Regions from separate parts of the Mus musculus genome. Here all the other regions are linked to region 1. The links are chromatin loops, found by intact Hi-C in ENCODE. Cell type or tissue: heart. All regions are shown on one strand. Each heading gives the region's core, and the rest is flanking DNA. Links, peaks and the distances in the headings are about the cores only.

The links. Hi-C counts contacts between places; a loop is a spot of excess contacts. Peaks named below come from ENCODE experiments on the same cell type or tissue, not always from the same donor. Only the 100,000 strongest peaks of a DNase experiment are listed, where the experiment ranks them.
Region 2: it touches region 1 in a loop (6-fold over the local background); 38 of 42 quality-filtered maps call a loop at or near these places.
Region 3: a loop joins it to region 1, with 7 times the contacts of the local background. A loop is called at or near these places in 22 of 42 quality-filtered maps.

The regions. Positions count from the first base shown.
Region 1 is chr11:68,404,487-68,412,390 of GRCm38, forward strand. Gm31954 (a long non-coding RNA gene) reads left to right here. Exons shown (of 4, transcript XR_879961.3): 3 at 1,222-1,345; 4 at 1,440-2,088. Among named protein-coding and RNA genes, the nearest start is that of Gm31954, 9.0 kb to the left of the region's middle. In heart, for the core only: a CTCF peak has its summit at 3,885 (motif pointing left); a DNase peak (open chromatin) is centred at 3,855; H3K27me3 peaks cover 866 bases.
Region 2 is chr11:68,000,206-68,006,539 of GRCm38, forward strand. All of the region lies in intron 4 of Stx8 (syntaxin 8), which reads left to right. Among named protein-coding and RNA genes, the nearest start is that of Stx8, 37 kb to the left of the region's middle. In heart, for the core only: no CTCF peak of the experiment used is centred there; a DNase peak (open chromatin) is centred at 4,156.
Region 3 is chr11:68,208,104-68,214,437 of GRCm38, forward strand. It overlaps Ntn1 (netrin 1), which reads right to left. Exons shown (of 7, transcript NM_008744.2): 7 at 1,261-5,231. The coding sequence ends at 4,903. Among named protein-coding and RNA genes, the nearest start is that of Mir6406, 9.6 kb to the right of the region's middle. In heart, for the core only: a CTCF peak has its summit at 4,314 (motif pointing right); DNase peaks (open chromatin) are centred at 3,988, 4,308, 4,978, 5,988 and 1 weaker place; H3K27ac peaks cover 1,757 bases.

The sequences.
Region 1 (7,904 bases), core at 1,455-6,454:
TGGCAGCATCACCTATAACACAGCAATTATGCCATTAGCTGGGGGAAAAGTTGTGTTTAATGCAGAGAAAACCAGTCTACAGATCACAGGCTTACAGCCTGGGCAGAGCTCAGCACCCTGACTGCTTTGTATTATCACCCAAGCATGGTGCTGCCACCCACATCCGAGGTCTCCCACAGTTACCTTTCATTTTATAAATAGTTATGACACCCCCTGATCATCCTCAAATAAAATTTATAGATGATATAGCCTTCCAACATACCTAACTTCCTCTTCCATATCAACTAAAATATCTTACTAAGGGCATGAGAAAAAGCCACACACAGTGAAAGCTTATGTAAGTGCCTGGGCATAAGAACACAAGATATCATAATAGAGTGGGTAAATACTTTCATCTGTGTGTGGGATGACCAGGGAGACCACAGTAACAATGACTGGTAGAGATGTGATCTAAACCCCTTGAGTAGCATTGCCATAAGCAATATGATTTTTCAAAGTGGCCACAGTGTTTGGTCAAATAAAAATAAATGTGTATTCTAAGACAAGGTAAGGTTGACCTTTGCCTACCAATGATTTTTTTCTTTTTTATCTCCATGATGTTTAGTGTAGTATTTAGAAAGATACAGGAAAATAGCTCTGTTGTGCATGACTGTCCTACATACCATGGACTGTAGGAACCTGGCACTTACTGTCCCTGGCTACTAAATAGACATGGTGACCCCTACTCTCAATACTGTGGCAGCCAAAATCACTTCCCCACAAATTTCCAATTGAACAATGGGCTCTCGGTTGGGCACTAGCACTTCAGGCTCCAAATTGCTCGGGCGTTCCTAGCAAGGTTGGCATTTGCTCTACTCGGAGCAGAACTTGTAAATGGCATTTAGTTTCTTTCTAGCCTTCACAAACACACTTGTTTGGGGCTAGAGTTGGCACTCAAAGAGGGTTCCAGAAGAAGGAGGACCTCTTTCTCTGAATGTATTCCCTCGTGTTTGCCCTTTGTCCAGGAAGGGAGACCCAAAGGAGGCTGGCCTTTCTTGTCAATCTTACCCACAGTCTGGTGGCCTCCTGGAGGCTTTTTAGCAAAACCCAGCTGAGAAGTAAATCAGCACAGACATAATCCTGATTTTAGCAACTAGAGCCAGGGCCCTGGCCTGGGAGAATTACCTGCGTTCTACCTGCGCGGTATGTCAATCACAAGCCATTCTTGCCGTGTCTTTTCAGGAGTGAACCTAGTGAGCCCAGAGCTCCTCCGGACAAGGCTCTGACATGCTGGCTGGCAGGCATGGGCTTGTTCATAGAGCTCAGTTCACTGTATTCAACTCCACCTGCATCGAGGCATTTTCCGGTTTGTACATCTGGCCCTTCCTTTCTCATGCAGTTGTGGCATATCCCTGCCCACCCCCTCCCTCAACCTGTGGCTTGTTTGTCTTGCAAGGCAGGTATGACATGGCCTGATCCCCTCGCTGGTATTCCTGGAATTTAACTGTGCTAGAAGACGAAGACTGGAGTGTCTCCCATCCTCCTCACCACGCATTCCATCACGTTGGCCAGTTGACATCCCTGGGCCATCTGGTCACCCAGAGCAAGGAGTCAGATGTGTTCAAGAATTCTCTCCTAGACCCTCTGATCTATAAAAGGGCAGCCAAGGGACCAGAGTCCATCAACAAGTGAAGGGATTGGAAAACTGTGACCGTGACTCTCCAGACTCCCCATCGCTGCCATTCAAGCCTCAGCTTCAGATGTTTCCCGCCCTGGCATCCACCCACATGCACTAGCCGTTTGGAAGCCTGCGTGGTTTATTTAGTGTGCAGACATTTATGGACTCCTTTGGCATGTCAGCCTTCAAGGACACGGAACTGGGCAGACACAGCTGTGGACTCATCAGGCTCTAAGCTTAGTGGGGAAGACAAATATTTAATAAACAACAGCATATGTGTCTGTGTGACCGCTATGCAGATAAGCAATACAAGTTAAGAGATGAGGCTGGAGAGATAGCTCAACAGTAGAAGGCACTTGATACTCATGTACAGGACTGGGATTCTGTTCCCAGCACCCACATGGTGACTCACAACCTCCTATACCTCCAGTTTCAGGGGACTGAATGGCCTCTTCTGGCCTCTGTGACCACCAGGCACACAAATGGTATGCATACATACACAGGGGGCACTCATACATACATAGAAGATAAAAGTAAATATAAACCTTAAAAAAAAGATGTACAGAGACTCTAGGGGCTGAGACTCTGGGCACAACTGGAGAATAGATACTTATGTTGAAACTTGAGGTTGGGGAAGGTATTAGTCAGGTAGGAGAGTAGAGGTTTTCCTTGGCAGGGACAGGGCAGGTAAAGGCTATGACCCTGGGGCAGCCTGGGGTGGTCAAGAAGCCAGTGTAGCAGTTAGCACATATTGATCACTGGCTATGTGTCCAGCCTGTTCTAAGAGCTAGAGTAGTACAGTGCTTCTAATGTCTCATTTCAGAAATGAGAAAACTGAGTCAAAAGGGGATCAAGTCACCCTGAAGTCACAATGCTACAAAGCATCAGAGTCACCATTTGGATACAGGGCATCTGACTTCAGGCCTAGATGCTCAGCCCTCTGGCAGAGCTCCTCCACAAAGATAGGAAGTCACCAGTGTCAATGGTAACACCATGTTAGGTGAATGTAAAAAGACAAAGTCACTCTCCCGCCATACCTGTAGAGCCTGGAAGGACAGCAGTGGGCTCAAAAAGGTGTTTTCTTTGTCAGCTGTGATGGATGCGGTTGTTGTGCCCGTGATGGGACCAGGGCTTGATGCATACTGGGTAAATAGCCTTCCACTGAGCTACGTCCTGAGCCAGAGAACAGTCTCTTTAAGAAAGAGAAAGAGGCTAACTTCTCAGAGTCATGAGAGAGGAAGCACGAGGGCAAGAATGGTGTCAGCATTGTCTCATTGTCTTAAACCGTGCTGACAGTTGTCAGCGGCGGGCAGCTCCTCATTGGTACTTCCTGTAGGCTGGGCCGTCTTTGGAGTGCACTGTGTTCTTTGAGTCATGTCAATATAACAACTTCATAAGGTCAGGGCTGCCCCTCTCTCCACTTCAGACATAGAGGTTCCACGACTTGCTGATGTTGCATTAAGGAGGTGGCAAGGCTGGGTTTCTTAACAGAGCTTGTCTAGGCTCTGCTTTTGTGGAGGCTGCTGAAACACAGCCCCATGGCTCTCACCTGATAGGGAAGCGCTGCCCCCCCCCCCAGGCTTAGGGGTGTGGTTATGGCCACCCTATCACACTGCCTCTCAAGTGCTTTCAAAGCTGCACGTAGGAGGGGAAATGGCGATGGAGGAACTGACCTGGGCTCACTCTGCATTTGGGGATGAAGAGCACTACTGCTGTGCTCAGCCCCAGGTGGGAATTATTCCCAGCCCCCCTTTGAGAGGACTCTACATAGAGTTCAGCCGCTCTGACTGTCACATCCACACATTCAAGGTGGAAGCGACTCGCCCACCATTGACCCTGGTGACATGTTCCCAAACATAGTGGAAAGAACTTTCCAGAAGGCTAGTGGCCCTCCTCAGATTTCATCAGAGGTCACCCTCTGAGACTTGGCTGTCCATCAAACCATCAAAGATGTGGGACACAGCTTCGGCTCAGAACCAGAATCTTGTGTGTTCTTTTGTTTTCTGGTTAGCCCAGCGGGCTGAAAGTCAGACCTGTTAGTACAGCAAAGTTGAATCTTCCACTCTTAAGAGCACAGTGTGCATGGACAAGCCTGGAGGTAGGTGGAAGGGAAGAGATGGCCTGGGAAGGCCTGGAGGTTGGGTTAAGGGAAGAGATGGTGGCCTGGAGCTGTGACAGCTGAGGTCAGTCAGACACTCCTCTTTCTACAACACTAGCACCCTCTAGTGGGGGCTGTCTCTATTTACACTGCAGGTTTCTGTGCCTTACTTAGGTGATATTTTCACTCAGCTCCAATTGAAATGTTTTGTTTGGTTTTTTTCAAGGCAGGGTTTTTCTGTGTAGATCTGGCTGTCCGGGACATTGCTCTGTAGATCAGGCTAGTCTTGAACTCAGAGATGTGCCTGCCTCTGCCTCCCGAGTGCACAACTAGATCTGGCCTCTCCAACTGAAATTTAACACGTCCTTGAATGATTATTATGGTAATTATTATTCATTAGACAAAAACACTACTTGTGATTTTTTTGCCCCCCCCCCCAGTAAGTCAGCATATTTTAAAGAAATATCGTATAACATTGGTTGGAAACAACAGGAAGTGTCATGTATATCTGTTACTACTGGCTACCAGAGATGTCATTCCAGCATGTAATTAAATACGTTAATAAAGAAGTGTACTGTGTGTGATGGCTGTAATCCCAGTACTCGGTTTCCCGAGCTTGAGGCCAGTTGAGGAATTCAGGCCAGCGAAGATCAGGGAGAGTGAAAGTTGGAGCTCACCACCACTCCTTGCCTTAGTCTGAAGTTCTGTTGTCTGTGGTTCTCCACATCCTGCTGGCTATGAGCAGGACAGTGGTGGGACTCCTCCCAGTGCTAATGAAGGTTGACATCAGGACTATCGGGGCTCCTCACTGATCACCTAGTTAGCACGGGGGAGGCTGGGGGTGGCTGAGTCTACTCTACAAAGGTGAAAGGCTTCCAGCTTTAGGATGAGCCAAGGTCTCTGCAAGTCCTGAAAGCCAGGCCACACCCTGCTGACCAATTCTCTTTCCAACCCCTGCCCTCAGTTGAGGCTCACCAGGAGTCTTGAGCCATCATGCTTTTTTTTAACTGACACATTTAACTTTCTAATTCATGACGTATCTTACATATCCTAAACGGTTAAGTAGCTGTTGTACCTATGTTCTCCACATTTGAAGTCACTTCACAATAGTGTCTTCTTTGTCCCCTTTCGTTTTCCAAAGCGGGGTTTCTCTGTGTAATAGAACCCTGGCTGTCCTGAGCTTGCTTAAGTGGACCAGGCTGGCCTTGAACTCACAGGGATCCTGCCTCTGCCTCTCAAATATTGGAATTAAAGATGTGTGCCACTAAAGCCTGCCATGGGGGCCATTCTTACTCAAACCACCACACTATCTGAGGGACTCCTTCCAAACACAATGCAATAAGCAGTGGAAGCTTCTGTTGCAACAACTCAAAACAACTGGTTAAGTCACAATAATTAGTGTGTGTGTGTGTGTGTGTGTGTGTGTGTGTGTGTGTGTGTATACATGTGTTGCTAGGGATTAAACCCTGTGCGTATACTAGGCAAATGCTCTATGCCTGAGCTACGTGCCCAGCAAGGTCTCACAGCAGAGGTGTTCCTAGTCTGCCCCACATCCCTCATTCTTGAATGGACGGAGGTGATGATCACCCCTTATGTTAAATGTCTCTGAGAAGAGGACAAACCCTCACTAAGGGAAAACAAATTGACTTCCATCTCCAAGGCTCTTGGATGCACTATCTGGGATACAATAAGAAAATATGGCACGTGTAGGGAGAGGAACGCATCACCAACAGTGAAGAAAAAGGGGCAGACAGCAGTGGGAGCCTTGCAGTGATCCAAAGTTTGGAATAAATAGATAAGAACTTTAAAATGGAGGTAGTAGGTATGTTGAATGGGACAACAAGGAAAGGCAAATGGGTAAGATTCCAGTGGAGAACTTGATGTTAACAATAATCAAGCAGGCATCTTAGAACAAAAATTATATTTGGAGATAAGAACTCATATTGTTGACAGCGTAAAGCAGGACTGGCGGGACCCAAGCGAGGCTTCTGTGCGCACAAACCAAAAGGAGATTCTCTTACACAAGTCAGTGAGTTCACCATGCATGAAATTCTCGAAGGATTAATACAAGTATTACTTTTAATGATTTATTTATTTTATGTATATGAGTATATCATTGCTTTCTTCAGACACACCGGAAGAGGGCATCAGACCCCATAGCAGATGGTTGTAAAGACAAACCCTCACACACACATCCATAGCACCATGTGGTTGCTGGGAATTGAACTCAGGACCTCTGGAAGAGCAGTCACTGCTCTTAATCACTGTGCCATCTCTCCAGCCTAATACAAGTATTATATTTTAAAAATAAGTTAGTTCAGTAGAGCTTCAGGATAGAAAGGCAATATTCAGATAGGTATGTTACACACACACACCTAGAACACTTAATCCCAGCACGCTAGAGGCAGAGGCGGAGGCGGAGGCGGAGGCGGAGGCGGAGGCGGAGGCGGAGGCGGAGGCAGAGGCAGGTGATCTCTGTAAATTCAAACTTAACTTGGTCTACAGAACAAGTTCCAGATTAGCCAGGGCTGTGTAGTGGAACCTGTCTCAAAGCAACAGCAAAATAAATGACAAAGAAGATGGATGGTTCCTGAGGGAAAATACCTGCGATTGACCTCTGACCTCTACCTTCAGTCCCATACGTGTGCACACTCACATATGCACCCACACAAACACACACACACACACACGCATGAACACACATCCTCATAAACACACACCCATGAACACATACATTCATGAACACACACACATGAACACATACATCCATGAACACATACATCCATGAACACACACACACATGAATACATACATCCATGAACACACACACACACACACATGAGCACATACATCCATGAACACACACACACATGAGCACATACATCCATGAACACACACACATAAACATACACATCCATGAACATACACATGAGCACACACACACATACAGAGATTTACAAAAGAAAAATATGGAGAGATGGCTCAGTGGTGAAGAACACTTGCTGTCCTCTCAGAGGACCAGGGCTCACGGCACCCACATCAGGCAGCTCCTACCCACTTACAACTTAGCCAGGGCGTCTGACAGCCTCACTCTGTGAGCACCCTGCACATGTACACATTTTAAAAATTAGTAAATCTCTTAAAAAAAGAAAAATAAGAAGAATTCTCAAAACTCTGTATGACTACATTCACATATACTCCTGGATTAGAAAAATATCTAAAGAGACATTTAACTAAAGTATACAAATGGCAAATAAACATATGAATAGATAAACAGTAGTCATTGGGAAAGTGTGAACTAAACTCATAATTACATGACATACATACATAGTGGAGTGGATTTTAAAACTTTAAAATTGATTTTTTTTTTTTAGATTGTATGTTTTGTTTTTTAAAACAGGTTCTCACTTTATGGCTCTGGCTGTCCTGGTCCTCACTATGTAGACCAAGCTGGCCTTGAACTCAGAGAGATCCGCCTGCTTCAGTTAGAACTAAAGGCATATGCTCAGCTCTTTTTAAAATTATTTATTTTTATGTATGGATATTTTTGCTTGCATGTATGTCAGTGCACCCCTTGCATGTAGAGCCTGTATAAGACAGAAGAGGGCATCGGATTCTCTGGTACTGGAGTTATGAACCAGGGATCATTTCCCAGCACTTCATGGTGGCTCACAATATTTCTGACTCTAGTTCCTAGAAATCTGACCCATCTTTGACATGCAGACATACATGCAGACATACATGCAGGTAAAACACCCACACACATAAAAATATTTCTATAAGACACATTGGCAAATTAGTTCTGAACAAGTTTAGATTTGTTTATCTGGTGGTGCCTTGTGTCTTGAAATACCCAGGAACGTCCCTGCAGTCTTCATTTACAGCTCGCTGGACTCTGTCTTGGGACTGTATTTATTGTTGTTCCGTTTTTGACACAGGGACTCACCGCAGCCCTGTAGGCTTGGGCAGACCACACACAACAATGCTTCTGCCTTCTTAGCCTTTTGAGAGCTGAGAGCACAGGCATAAAACACCTGCCCAGTTCAGTATTAAGTCTCTGATTTTTAAAATTAGTTTTCTGTATTTATTTATAATCACTGGTTTAAACTTTCTTTTATGGTATTGGAGACAGAATCCAAGGCCTCGTGT
Region 2 (6,334 bases), core at 1,335-6,334, 400 kb before region 1:
CTTCTCCTTCTCCTTCTCCTTCTCCTTCTCCTTCTCCTTCTCCTTCTCCTTCTCCTTCTCCTTCTCCTCCTCCTCCTCCTCCTCCTCCTCCTCCTCCTCCTCCTCCTCCTCCTCCTCCTCCTCCTCCTCTCTCTCTCCCCCCCCCTTTCTTTTCCTTTCCTTTTAAAAAACTTAGGTATTTTTTTCATCCATTGTTTTTCCCCTTGGGAAAATTGGCACACACCCACTTTTTCTACTCCTCCTTTTCCCACTCATTTTCCTTTCTTCCTTTTCTCCGTGTTCCTCTTTGACCTCTTTCCAAAGTCTCAAGTAGCCCAGGTTGGTCTTAACAACCACAGATAACCATGAATCCCTCACCCACCTGCCTCTTCCTCCCAAGCCCTGGGTTACCCATGCATGTTGCTGGGTTACAAGTGTGTTGCTGGGTTACCCATGTGTGTTGCCAGGCCTGGTTCTTTTACTCTGCTCTTGGCTTTAAAATCAAAGAGATGTTTTCAATGTGTCTTTCTAATAGTTTCCACATAGGTTGCCACTTAACTTTTTAAAATGTGCTTTTTTAGCTGATATGCCAAACTTCAGATTTTGCATGTTAATGGGATACCATGTCATATTTTATAGTTCTTTGTTTCCTGTCATCTTTTCTCTCTTTCCTTCCCTCCCTCCTTGCAGGGAAATGACTTTCCTTTCCTTTTTATTTTGGGGGCAGTTGAGTGGGGCTCTCACTGTACAGCCCAACTGAGCTGGATCCTGTGATCCTCCTGCCTCTACCTCAGCAGTCCTGAGATTAGAGAAGGACTCCCACACTTGGCTCTCTACTTGGATTTAAAATAATGATCCGCCAGGCGTGGTGGCGCACGCCTTTAATCCCAGCACTTGGGAGGCAGAGGCAGGCAGATTTCTGAGTTTGAGGCCAGCCTGGTCTATAAAGTGAGTTCCAGGACAGCCAGGGCTATACAGAGAAACCCTGTCTCGAAAAACCAAAAAAAAAAAAAAAAAAAAGATCCATGCTTATGCTCATGTACGGTGCCAACATATATCGCCTCTCCTTTCCCAGATGCCATGCTCCTAAAGTCACCACTTGTAATGTTGGCATTTTCTTGATCATACTTACTGTTATTTATACTTGTAAGTATGTTGCTATAAATATATCATTCTGAAAACAGACTTATATGTACATGTCTCTATAATTTATTTTTTTATTTAAGTTTGGACATTCCTCCAAGTCAGTAGGTTTAACACATTCTTTGCAACAGTGAGTGCTTTGCAGTTATAAGTCTGCAGTCATTCTTGTAGCCACTGTCCATAATGGTGTTGGATTGTTTTGTTTTGTTTTGTTTTTTTGTTTGTTTTCTCTATTTACATAGCTAAGGCAAATTCCATGTGCACTGTGGCCTCTGTTTCTGTAAGAGAGGGCCTCCAGGATATGTGTGTTGGAAATTTAAAGAACTGCCATGTAAATTTCTTAAAATTTGTAAGGCTGGCCAGCAGTATGTGGGAGGGCTCATTTCCCAACCTGCTAGCCATCAGTGGGTGTCGCAGAACTTGGTAGGTTTTGTTAATCTACGGATGGAAAAATAAAGTCTCTTTTGCATTTTAGTACTTGGTATTATAACAGCACAGTGATGATTTGGGGCATGGAAAATAAAGATCTCTGCAGCTGTATGTATCAATTTTAAATTGCAAAAACCATTTGGGAATTGAAAAGGAGAAAAATTGCAGTCTGTCAACAAGGGGGAGTAAGAAAGAAGAGTTACTGTGCGTGCTATATTTTAGCTCATTGTCTTTTTTTTTTAATACGCTGAGTACTTTCCACGTTTTGCTCTTTTTCTTCTGTATGTGTGTGCACATATGGAGGTCATGGGTTGACACCTGGTGGCTTCTTCAACTCCTGTCCACCTTAGTTTGTGAGACAGGATCTCTCATTGAACCTGGATCTCAGTGGTTCTGTTAGAATGGCTGTCCAGCGATCCCAGGGAGCCTCCTGCCTCACCCCCACCCCGCCCCTGGAGATTATAGGCATGCACTGCAATACCCTATGGTTTTATGGTTTTGTTTTTTTGTTTGCTTTAACATGGGTGCTGGGGATTGAAGTAAGATCCTCGTGTTTGTGTGACAAGTGCTTTACCAACTGAGCCATCTCCTCAGCCTCCCAAGTTCAACTTTTTAATAAATGAAGGTTAAGAAATTAAAATTTAGGTAGATAGCTAGGTAGATTAGATTAGATAGATCAATCCATTGATTGATCTCATTTTACCTCCACAGTCTGCAGAGGCAGCAAAGAAGGATCACCCTCTGGGTTATAGAGGAGGATGGGTTCCTGGGTCAGAGCTGACCCAGTGCTGGAGGAGAACCAGCATCCTTTGCTCTGGCGTTTGTCTCTGGTCTCTCTTGATCTTGGTTCGTACCACTGTTGCCTGTAGCGGGTGTGGTTTGTTTGTTTGTTTGTTTTCCCCCCACTGGCTTCAAGTGCTGTGTCTTGCCGTTTGCTCTTTCTAGCCTGTGGACAGGAATACCCTATAGCAGCAGATGGCCAATGCAGCAATGTGTGAAGGAGCAATGATTGAATATTACAAAACCTGGGTTTGAGTTTTAACTCCCATTTTGTTTCCTGTAAAATAAAGATAACCACAACTCTGCAGCCTGTGAAACTGGAATGTGGTGGGTCCGTGGCAAGGCCCTCTGTGAACCAGAAAGCACCCAGTAATCCGTGCTTGCTCCCACTGATCTTGGCAGAAGAGAAGACAATGCACACCACGTAAAGAGGTCTTTCTGCCTTTAATAGAATGACCAGAGAACACAGTAGTGGATGATGGCATAAAGAATTGTATGGCACGGGCCATAAACGCAGTGTAAGCAATTAAGAGGAAGAGAAGCGGATGTGGGGGGGACAGGCTGAGAAGGTGTTGGAAGGCTTAAGACTCTCGTGGTCCTGCCGGGCGGTGGTGGCGCACGCCTTTAATCCCAGCACTTGGGAGGCAGAGGCAGGTGGATTTCTGAGTTTGAGGCCAGCCTGGTCTACAAAGTGAGTTCCAGGATAGCCAGGGCTATACAGAGAAACCCTGTCTCAAACAAACAAACAAACAAACAAACAAACAACCCCACCACCACCAAAAAGACTCACATGATCCTGAGAGAAGGAGTATTGTTGGCATACCATGCACCTCAGTCTGCTGTGAACTTTTTAATGTATTTTTTAAAGTCAGTGTCTCCCTCTCTACTCCAGGCTGGCTCAGCACTGACTGTGCACTCCACAGACTTGCAGGATCCTGTCTCAGTCCCTGAGTGCTGGGATATAGGCGCATGCCGCCCTGCCCACCTTACTCTGTGCTTTCCTGGAGTCTACTGCCCCGGGAGCAGTACTTTTCATGCCAGTCTGCAGACTGGTGTCCAGCTGGCTGCATAAAAGTTTCCCGATGAAGCCTTACACATTTTTGGGTTCTGTCCCCGAGGCAAAAGGGTACCACTGTTAAAAGTATGGGCCACCATCTCACTAATTTATGTTTTAGGTGTGAGTTGGCAGAGCCAGTGCAATAAAAATTGAATTGTTTAGGTTGAAGTGATGGCTAGGTAGGTGGTCCCTGGCTCTGTGTGTATTGGTTGTATATACATTACCACTGGACACCCTTAATTAGTCTTTTAGTGGCATATTTGCATTTTTATACACCGGTTGCCAAACAGATTTGTACCACTGCTGCTTGCCAGACAGTGATTTTTGTGAAACTCCACATAGCACGCTTGTTTCCAGAGCAGTGCTAGTAGCACTGTTAATGGAGCATTTTAGCATCACTTTATAAAGTAATGGAGTGGAAACAAGCATGCTGAATACGGGGGGGGGGGGGGAAGGGGGGAATGTTGAGGCCGAGTTGGCCGAGTTAGACATGTGACATTTCTAAGTGCAAAATACGAATTGTTTGTTCATCATCTCTTCTGGACCCTCTCTGGGTATGCCATGAAACTGTTGGCTTGTAAAGAACCAAGTGAACAGAGCACAGAGGGCAGTGTCCAGAGGTGTGGCTCCTCATTGTGGGTGAGCACCTTGGTCACTATTGCACACTTTACCGTGTTTACAAGCATACATTGTGTATTAATAAAGTACAGAGTTACAATTGTCATTGGCCAGTTACTGTAGCTGAATTTCCCCCACTGACCAGCAGAGAGCGCTCAGTCACCGAGAGGCTGGTAATGTGATTGGCCCTCCCAGAATGGAAGGTTTGGATTTTGTGCCAGCCACTCCTTGCCTCTCTACTACGTTTAAGGTACCTGTGATGCTCCAATGCTTTAGCTAGAGAGCCCTTTCTGTCGGTGCTGATTCAGATGGCAGAGATAATCCTCCTCAGGGATAATACTCTGCTTCTGAAGCTGCAATATGTCCTCCGAAGCCTTCCAACAACCTGCGTAGCTCTTCTACCGTGAACTGTTTTGTTATGATCAAATGTGGAGCTTATTGCTAATATTTAAAAAGGCAACCAAGCTGGGCCGTGGTGGTACATGCCTTTCATCTCCACAATCCAGAGGCAGAGGCAGAGGCAGAGGCAGAGGCAGGTGAATTTCTGAGTTCGAGGCCAGCCTGGTCTACAGAGTGAGTTCCAGGACAGCCAGGGCTACACAGAGAAACCCTGTCTTGAAAAACCAAAAAAAAAAAAAAAAAAAGGGAGGGTTGCTGGAGAGGTGGCTCAGCGGTTAAGAGCACTGACTGCTTTTCCAGAGGTCCTGAGTTCAATTCCCAGCAACCACATGGTGACTCACAACCCATCTGTAATGAGATCGGATTTCCTCTTCTGATGTGTCCAAAGGCAGCAACAGTGTACTCATATACATTAAATAAATAAATAAATAAGTAAACCCTTTTTAGAAAGAAAGAGAAGGAAAAGAAGAAGAGCAACTGCTGGGATTTTGAAGAAAGAATAGGAAAGATTCCCGGGCTGATGAGGCTGATGATCTGGGAGGCGGCCACTGATGCCCTCATAGCCACAGGTCAGGATGTTACAACAGCAGTTATACTGGGGAGTTCTCAGTAGCTGGTATATTGAAGTTTGAAAAGTCATGAAACAAAACAAAACAAAACAAAACAACAGCCCTTTCTTAAATTGTGTCCGTTCCCCCAAGTCACCCAGCTGAGTTTGGCAAGGAGTTTGTCAGGAGAAAAAAAAAAAGGGGTTGACTTAAAATTGGGCAAACCAGTCAGAGGCATAGCTCAGTGGTGGGATGGGCCCCTAGCATGCACAGGGTTGGGCTTGATTCCCATCACTAAGGGAAAAAGGGAAAAAACTACAACCCCAAAACGAAATGAAACAAGACAAAACAGAACAACTAAAGATACTTGATTGCAGTAGGCTGGGGACACTGATGAAGTGTCCCTTGGTAGGTGATAGAGAAGGAGACATTTTCTGTGGATGAGTTGTTTATTCTGGACTTGAACTCAGCAGGCGTTGCTTATTGAAATTAACAATACAAATATCTTGGGAACCAATGTTGGGTTAGGCACTGTGCTGGGCACTTTTCATCCCTAGTGTATCCACCAGGTACTTAAGTCCTGTTCACTTCTCAGCCACTGGATCAGTGTCTGCTCAATGGAAGCTCTTCAGTTGTATGGATGTGTGTAGGTGGGCAGGCGGGCAGATGGACGGGAGGGTGGATGGACTACAGAGTATGAGACTGTGGCTTATCAGGCTGAAGGAAGTTATCCGCACGTCCGCTGATCCTGACCTCGAGTGAGTGGTGTTATTTGGGGTTTGTTTTTAGAAGCTGTGTTGAACTTTGAATGCTAATGAGAAATTTCCTTTTCCCTAACTTGAGTTTATTCTCCCAGCTCAGGCAGGCTTGGAAATGTTCACCCCGTTTATTCAGTCTGCTCCCTCAGACTGGTAGCCTTAAAGCAGTGTGCTGATCATCTGTTCCTCACAGGTCCCTGTTGTCATTTTCCTTCTCCTGACTTCCTTTGCCACCCACCTCAATTACCGCTCCCCCGCCTTGGCCTGCCTCCCCCCCCAGCCCCTGCCCCAGCCGCTTTTCAATGTAATCCAGTCTGCACGTTGTTGCCAGAGTGTGTCTCTGAAGAATTTATGTCAGAGAGTCCATTTCTGATTGAAATTTGAGTCTCTGTGCATCTTTATGTCCACGGAGCAAAACCGCATAAAACGTTTTGAAAAGAAAAAGGAATTAGCCCTTTCATACCATAAGGGCGTTTTCACATCTGTGGGCAAGGCCAGCTAGAAACCTTTGTTGATGCAACCCAGCTCTCTGACACCCTAGAAATAGCTTCGTTGCTCCTAACTGTAAACCTCCCTGTGGTCTGTGAATGCTCAAACACTGATATTTTTTTTTCCAGACAAAA
Region 3 (6,334 bases), core at 1,335-6,334, 200 kb before region 1:
CAAGTGAGCTGTTCAGTCCATTCTCACAACTCTGATCAACAGTGTGTTTCCTGCCAGCGCAGAGCCCAGCTGTGAGGGGTCAGAACACACTCAGACACAGACAGCTTTGTGGAGAGAAAAAAAAAGCCGTATCATGAAAAGTCCTTGAGAACTGAACTCTTGGCTTAAAATGACCAAAGATGAGAGTCAAACTGCCAAATGGCCACAGAGCTCTTAGCCCCAGCTGACCCTGGGAGACTGACACTGCACACAAGGCTTGCTCTTTCCTCAGTCTGACCAGCCAACCAGGAACTGCTTTCTATCCTAAACTACCCACCACCTTGCGTCCAGCAAGGACCCATTTCTGAGATGGTTTGGGACACCAGAGTTCATGTGTGTTCCTGCCTGCCCTAGCTTAGAACCCTGCTCCTCTGTGGAGGTTGGTCCAACAGTGTTGTCCTCGAACTGCCTGTCTGTTCTACAAGGGAAGACTTTTCATGCCCTGACAGCAAGGACACCTCAAAATCCACATTGCTCAGGGGCTGGACCAGGCCAGCAGGTGAGTCTTGTCTTCAAAAGCACTGGGTGCAGGAAAGAGTCCAGTCCATGGGCCATGGCAACACATCCGCCCAGGGGGCTGGCTTGTTGTTCAGTGAAGAAATCACAACCATTTGGAAGTTTAAACATAGCCTTTCCAAAACCACTGAGCTCAGCTCCTGGTGGCTGCATGGTGCTGGCACAGACCCAGTCCCTGTGCCTCAGCAATGGGCTGGGGGCAGGGCAGGGGTGGGCTGGGGGCAGGGCAGTGGCAGGGAATTTTTTTTTTTTTTTTTTGCATGACCTCTTAAGTTTTATCAACCTCTGTCATCTCTACTTCATCTTGAATAGAAGAGGAGGAAATTATACAAGTCCAAAAGGGCTTGCAAGCTCTGAATCTAGTGGTGACGGTAGGGCGCAGTGGGAGGGACCCCCTTTCTCTTCTACCCCTGCCTGGGAACTCCAGGACCAGGAAGGATCTGCCGCAGCGGTGACTTGGAATTGCTGTGTGGCCTGGCCCATCTGAGAGCCTGTTCAGACAGCAGTCGGAGCCAGCAAGCCTATAGGACTTTCCAAACAGGGCTGCACTTTTCCTGCCTTTTTTGGGTAGTTAGGGCTCTTTGTTTAAAACACACAAGATTCTGTCTTGCTAGGGTGTCCTAGGGCAAGACGCCATATTCCTTAAGTTGCTGTTAGTCTCCGCCCTTCTACCTCCCCACATGCCACCACCAAGAAAGGCTGGGACACAGAACAGTATACAAGAGTTTATTTAATGATATCTGGATTTAGTTCTATCATGTAGGGCCCACGTTACAAGTTCCGTCTGGGTCCATTACAACTCTAACAACAAAAAAACTTTAAAAAAAAAAAGAAAGAAAAAGAAAGAAAATCCACAACTTTCTCCATGTCATTAAATATATTCATATATAATAACCATAATATATTAGTATGCATTGGAAAGGAACACTGGCCCAAACAATATGTCATGGTCACAACTAAACATTTACAATTCTGTGTGAGCAGAATCGGTGACACAGGAGGGAGGCCGGGGGGGTGTACCCAGATCAGGGAAAGGGGAAGGAAGTCCGCTGACACAAGAGGTGAGGCTGGCTTAGTTTTTGGCAGGGGCAAGGCCCCACAAAGACAATTTTGATACCCCTGGGGTATGGCATGGCTCTGGTCCACAGGAATATCTGTCTGTGAACCACGGCCCATTAGTGAGCCTATCTTGCCCACTCTCTAGGTTTCCTGGATGGAGTCCTTCAAGTGTTGAGACCCTAAAGGAACCATTCCCCAGGTCAGTCCTGAAGGGTCTCCTCATTTCAGTCTTGTTCCAGCTCAGGGGCAATTCTAAGACAGCCTGTACCCACTGCCTGTATGTAACCACTGAGGCAGAGTTCTAGAAAGTCCCTAAGGCCCTCGGAGAGGCCACCCCAGCCTCCCTAGGCTTTGCCCTTGGCATCTGACCCTCCCTCCCATCTGAAGGAGCCGGATGGTCCTGCCTCCTGCCCTGCTTTCTGGGACAGAAGCTCTGGCCAGAAACCACAGCTCACAGCTGTACCTAGGAGCATGTCATCACCTTCACCACATACCTTTGTGCCACTGTGTGTCAGCAAAGGAGGCATTCTGGTGACAGGGGACCAGACTACCCAAATGGTAAGCAAAGGGACAGCTGGGAAATCTTGACTGGTAAGTGACTAACCTGGTATGGTTTTCTTCAAAGACCTACATATCACAACTCTGTTAATACACTCTCAAACTCAAAAACCTACTTCCATTTTGCACCCCTTCCTAACTGTACAAAGAGGATGTCTTCTTCCCCCTTTCCATCTCCTCCCTAGGGTGGGTAGGAGACAGCTGCCTCCCTAAGGCTGGCTCTCAGGCAGAGGAGAGGTGGGCTGGATTCTGGTCCACAGAGGTGGTGGCTGTGACAAACCCTGCTCCCTCAGCAATGACCTTATCCACAACTTGGCTCATTTTGGCTATTTAATGTAGCCCCCATTGAGCAGGCCACAGAGGGCAGGGCAGGAGGCCTTGGTAGATTTCTAACAAGACGTCTCTGTTGCTTAGCAGGGGCGTGGGGGAAGTCTAGTTAAGAGACTTCGCTGGATACCAGGTGAGACTGGACTCCAGGGTTCAAGGGTGGAAGCTGGCCAGAGCATTAGACATGCTGGTACAGAAATGAGACCCCTGCTGTACAGCTGGATGTTATTTGCTACAGATGGTACCCAACAAACCATACTGGCTCTCCTGGATAGTGGACCTTGCCCTCAATCTCAAGCTTGGACCAGGGAAGCCACCTGACCCTTGCCAGGGTAGGTCTGTGTGCTCATGCCAGCCTCCCTCTGAAGCCTTAGTCTTCCTCCGGCTAGGGAAGCAGCTAAGCCACCTCTCCAGGCCCTCTCAGATGGCCATGCCTGTCTTCCTGGATCTTGCGGCTTTCCACTAGGGAGTCCATTCCTCATTCCCCGCCACTCCCGATGCCTCCTCAGGAGGTGTTGCTGGGTCTGTCCCAGACCATACTCCAGGCTCATATCCTCAGAGTTCTCTAGAGACAAGCTGCCTGGGTCTCAGTGGTAACCACTATCCCACCCAACCCTCGCCTACTGTGGGAGTGTCAAGAGGGCTAACTGCTGATGTGCAACTGTGGTGAGGTCAGAGTCTGAGTACCGGTGCTGGTGTGACCTTGGGCACGTGGACATGTCTTTTTACTGGTGAACACGAAGACAAGAGTGAATCCCTGCCTCGCAGGTTTGTGGTGAAAACAGGCCAGGAGCATATGGGTAAAGTGCCTGGCACCAAGAGGGTGCTCAGTAAGTGGCAGTGGTGATGTGGGCAGAAGTGGAGAAGCAGAGGGAGCCGTGTCACTGAGGGGCTGAGCTTCATCCCTCATATGGCCCTTCAGGGCAGCCAAGTGGGCAGGAGAAATGAAACCAATTTCCTGACTGAGAGGGCCAGGCCTCTCATCCAGTGTGCGGGGCGCGAGGCTAGAGGCCCGAGTACAGGGAGGCAGGGAAAGGCTAAAGGGGCCTGGGAAGCAACCAGAAGGGAAGCTTGGAGCTGCCTGCGTGAGGACATTAAGTCTCTAAGAGAAAAGAGAGCTAGGCATACAGGAGGGCCTGGGGACCTCCACAAAGAAGGCAGCCAGAAAGGAATAGACCAGACTGCCCAGGCTAGACCAAGACAGCTGGGAGCTAGAGTGGGTTTCTTAACCAAGGAGTCTATGTCCCTTTTCTGGGGAGCCAGCAGTGAGGGCGGCAGCAGGAAGCAGTCACAGAATGCTTGGACCCCAAGAACCTGACCATTCCTGGCCTTGCCCTCCAGCTTGGACGCCAGGCACCTTGCTGAGCAGCGACCCTACCCTGACTCAGGCAAGCCCCTTCCCCCAAGCCTGGTTCAAACTGCCTAGACAGCCGCTGGCATTCCAGACTTAACCAGGCCCTCTCCAGCTGTTGACATTGCTGTGAGGCCTTGTGGGAGCTGATGTCATTACACAAATAGTGTCACTGCCCTAAACCCCCGCCAGTACCCCTCCCCCTCCCCTGGAAAATGTCATAAAAAGGGCTGTTTCCAAGTTTCCAGCAAGGAAACTCTCTGGGAGGTTTTGGTTTGCAATGCCTCCTTCCACAGGCAGCTCCAGCAGAGGCAGTGACCACCCGGCTTGACTTCAGGGTCCTTAGGCCCTAGGCCCTCTGATGGGCCAGGAGCCTGGGCCAGCCCCACTGGAGTAGAGCAGGCCCCAGGAGAACTCTCCCCTCCCTACAGATGGTGAACTCCACCCAGGAGACCAGCCCAGCAGGTGGCAGTGGAGACCAAAGCTGGCTGATCCCAGTGTCATCGGGCCCTCTAACATAGGGACCTGTTGTCAGAGTCTGGAGTCCTGTGGGAATTCCTAGACAGCGGGTGATGGAGAAAGGAGGGGGGCGTGACTAGTGTCTGGTGGTGGATTGGTTGCCCCTGCCCAGGCTGCAGGCCCAAAAATTCACAGTTCTTACATCCCCCTTCAATAACCATCAAACACAGCGACTGTAGACCACTGTGCCATTCTGTTCCCGCCTCTCAGGACCTCCCTAACCCCTCCACGGCGACCCCCACCTAGCCCTAGGGAAGCGCATCTCTGTTCTGGAAGGAGCGCCGTGAGGTAGCTATGTCTTGTCCTCATTTCTCCAGGGCCTGGCCTGTCAATACAGGGTGCTTTCTGCCATGCGCATAAGAGCGCAGCCAGGGGTGTGAGGGTGGGGCTGGGGCGGAGCCGCTGAGGGCCCCGCCCCACTTCGACTTCGCCCCGCCCCCACCCTCCCAAAAAAACCCCTGACGGCCAAGTCCAAGGCTGCCAGCCTTTGCCAGCGCCCTGCCCGCCCTCCTGGAGCCCGCGCCACCTCCGCGCTAGGCCTTCTTGCACTTGCCCTTCTTCTCCCGTTGCTGGAACTTGCGCAGCCGCCGTGCCCATGTGTCCCGCCACTGGATCACCAGGCTGCTCTTGTCTGCCACGATGCCACTCTGGTCAGGTGAGTCCTCGGCATTACCCAACAGCAAGTACTTCTTGAGGGGCTTGATTTTGGGACACTTGCAGGCGATGTCTCGTGAGCGGATCCACAAACTCTGGTCACCACGGCGAATACGACTTGTGCCCTGCTTGTACACGGAGATGATGTTCACGGTGAACTTCCACCAGTCCCCTGCTTTGTCGGCCTTCAGGATGTGGATCTGGACAGCTGTGAGGAAGCAAACAAGTGGTGTGGGCCATGGCTGGGAAGTGCAGCCAGGTGCCCAGGTCCTGGGATGGGATGGGCCCGACCTGCACGATGTCCTACAAGAACCTGGAGTGGGATCTGGAAAGTGACTGCAAAGGGCTCCCCACGGGCAATGGGTGAGCTAAGCTCATCCCAGAACCTGAGCTAATACCTGGGCCAAAGCCCCTATCCCAAGAAGTGTTGCTCCTGCCTTTGTTGAAGGTGCCCCCCGCCCAACACTGCCTCTTGGAACATGTTGAGATCCATAAGGGAGACTCCAGGGAAGCGGGGTAGATGGATTAAGCATGCCCCTAGCTCTCTAGATAGTCTGCTTGCCCCTGAGGGCAGGTGGCTTTGATGACAGCAGGGCTGACTCCTCTGGAAATGAGGAGCACCTCACATGCCTAGACTTCCAAAGGCTCCAGCCACTTCACCCCAAGCCTTAGGATGGCACCTGTCCCCCAAAATCATCCTGACTTCAATGAAATTGAAACAGCCCATCAGGGAATTTTAGTACGCAGCATCAAGAGAGTCTGCCACTCACATGGCCAGAGTGCTTTTCCAGGGTCAGCCAGGGTCCTCAAAAATACTCCCTGCCAGGCTGCTAGCTCCCTTGGAGCCTCTCAGGTTCAGCACTGTCCCACTCCCTCCCCCCACCCCCAGTCTTCTTCTACAGGGGTTCTCAAACCAGACTGCGCCAGAGGTCCCTGGAGAGCTTCTGCAAATGGTGCGGTGCTGACTCCACCCACCCTTGAGCTTCTGACTCACCAGAACTGGGTAAAGTCCCCAGTTCACATGCTCTCCCCAGGAGTGCTGCTGCTACTGGGGGAAGACACTGGAGAGGAGCGGCAGATATGTGAAAAGATGTCCCTACTGAAGGCACTTTAAAGTAGAAGGGCATGCTTATGAGGGAGAGGCTAGGAGGTGGCTCAGTCAAGGAAGCATTTGCCAGACCATGAGTTTAGAACTCATGAGCAAAGCAGGACTCGTAACTACAATCCCAGCACTGGGCCATGAAGACGGCAGATCCTTGGTGCTTGGCATGTTCTCAGTTCAATGACAGACAGTCTTCTTTCTCCCAACAA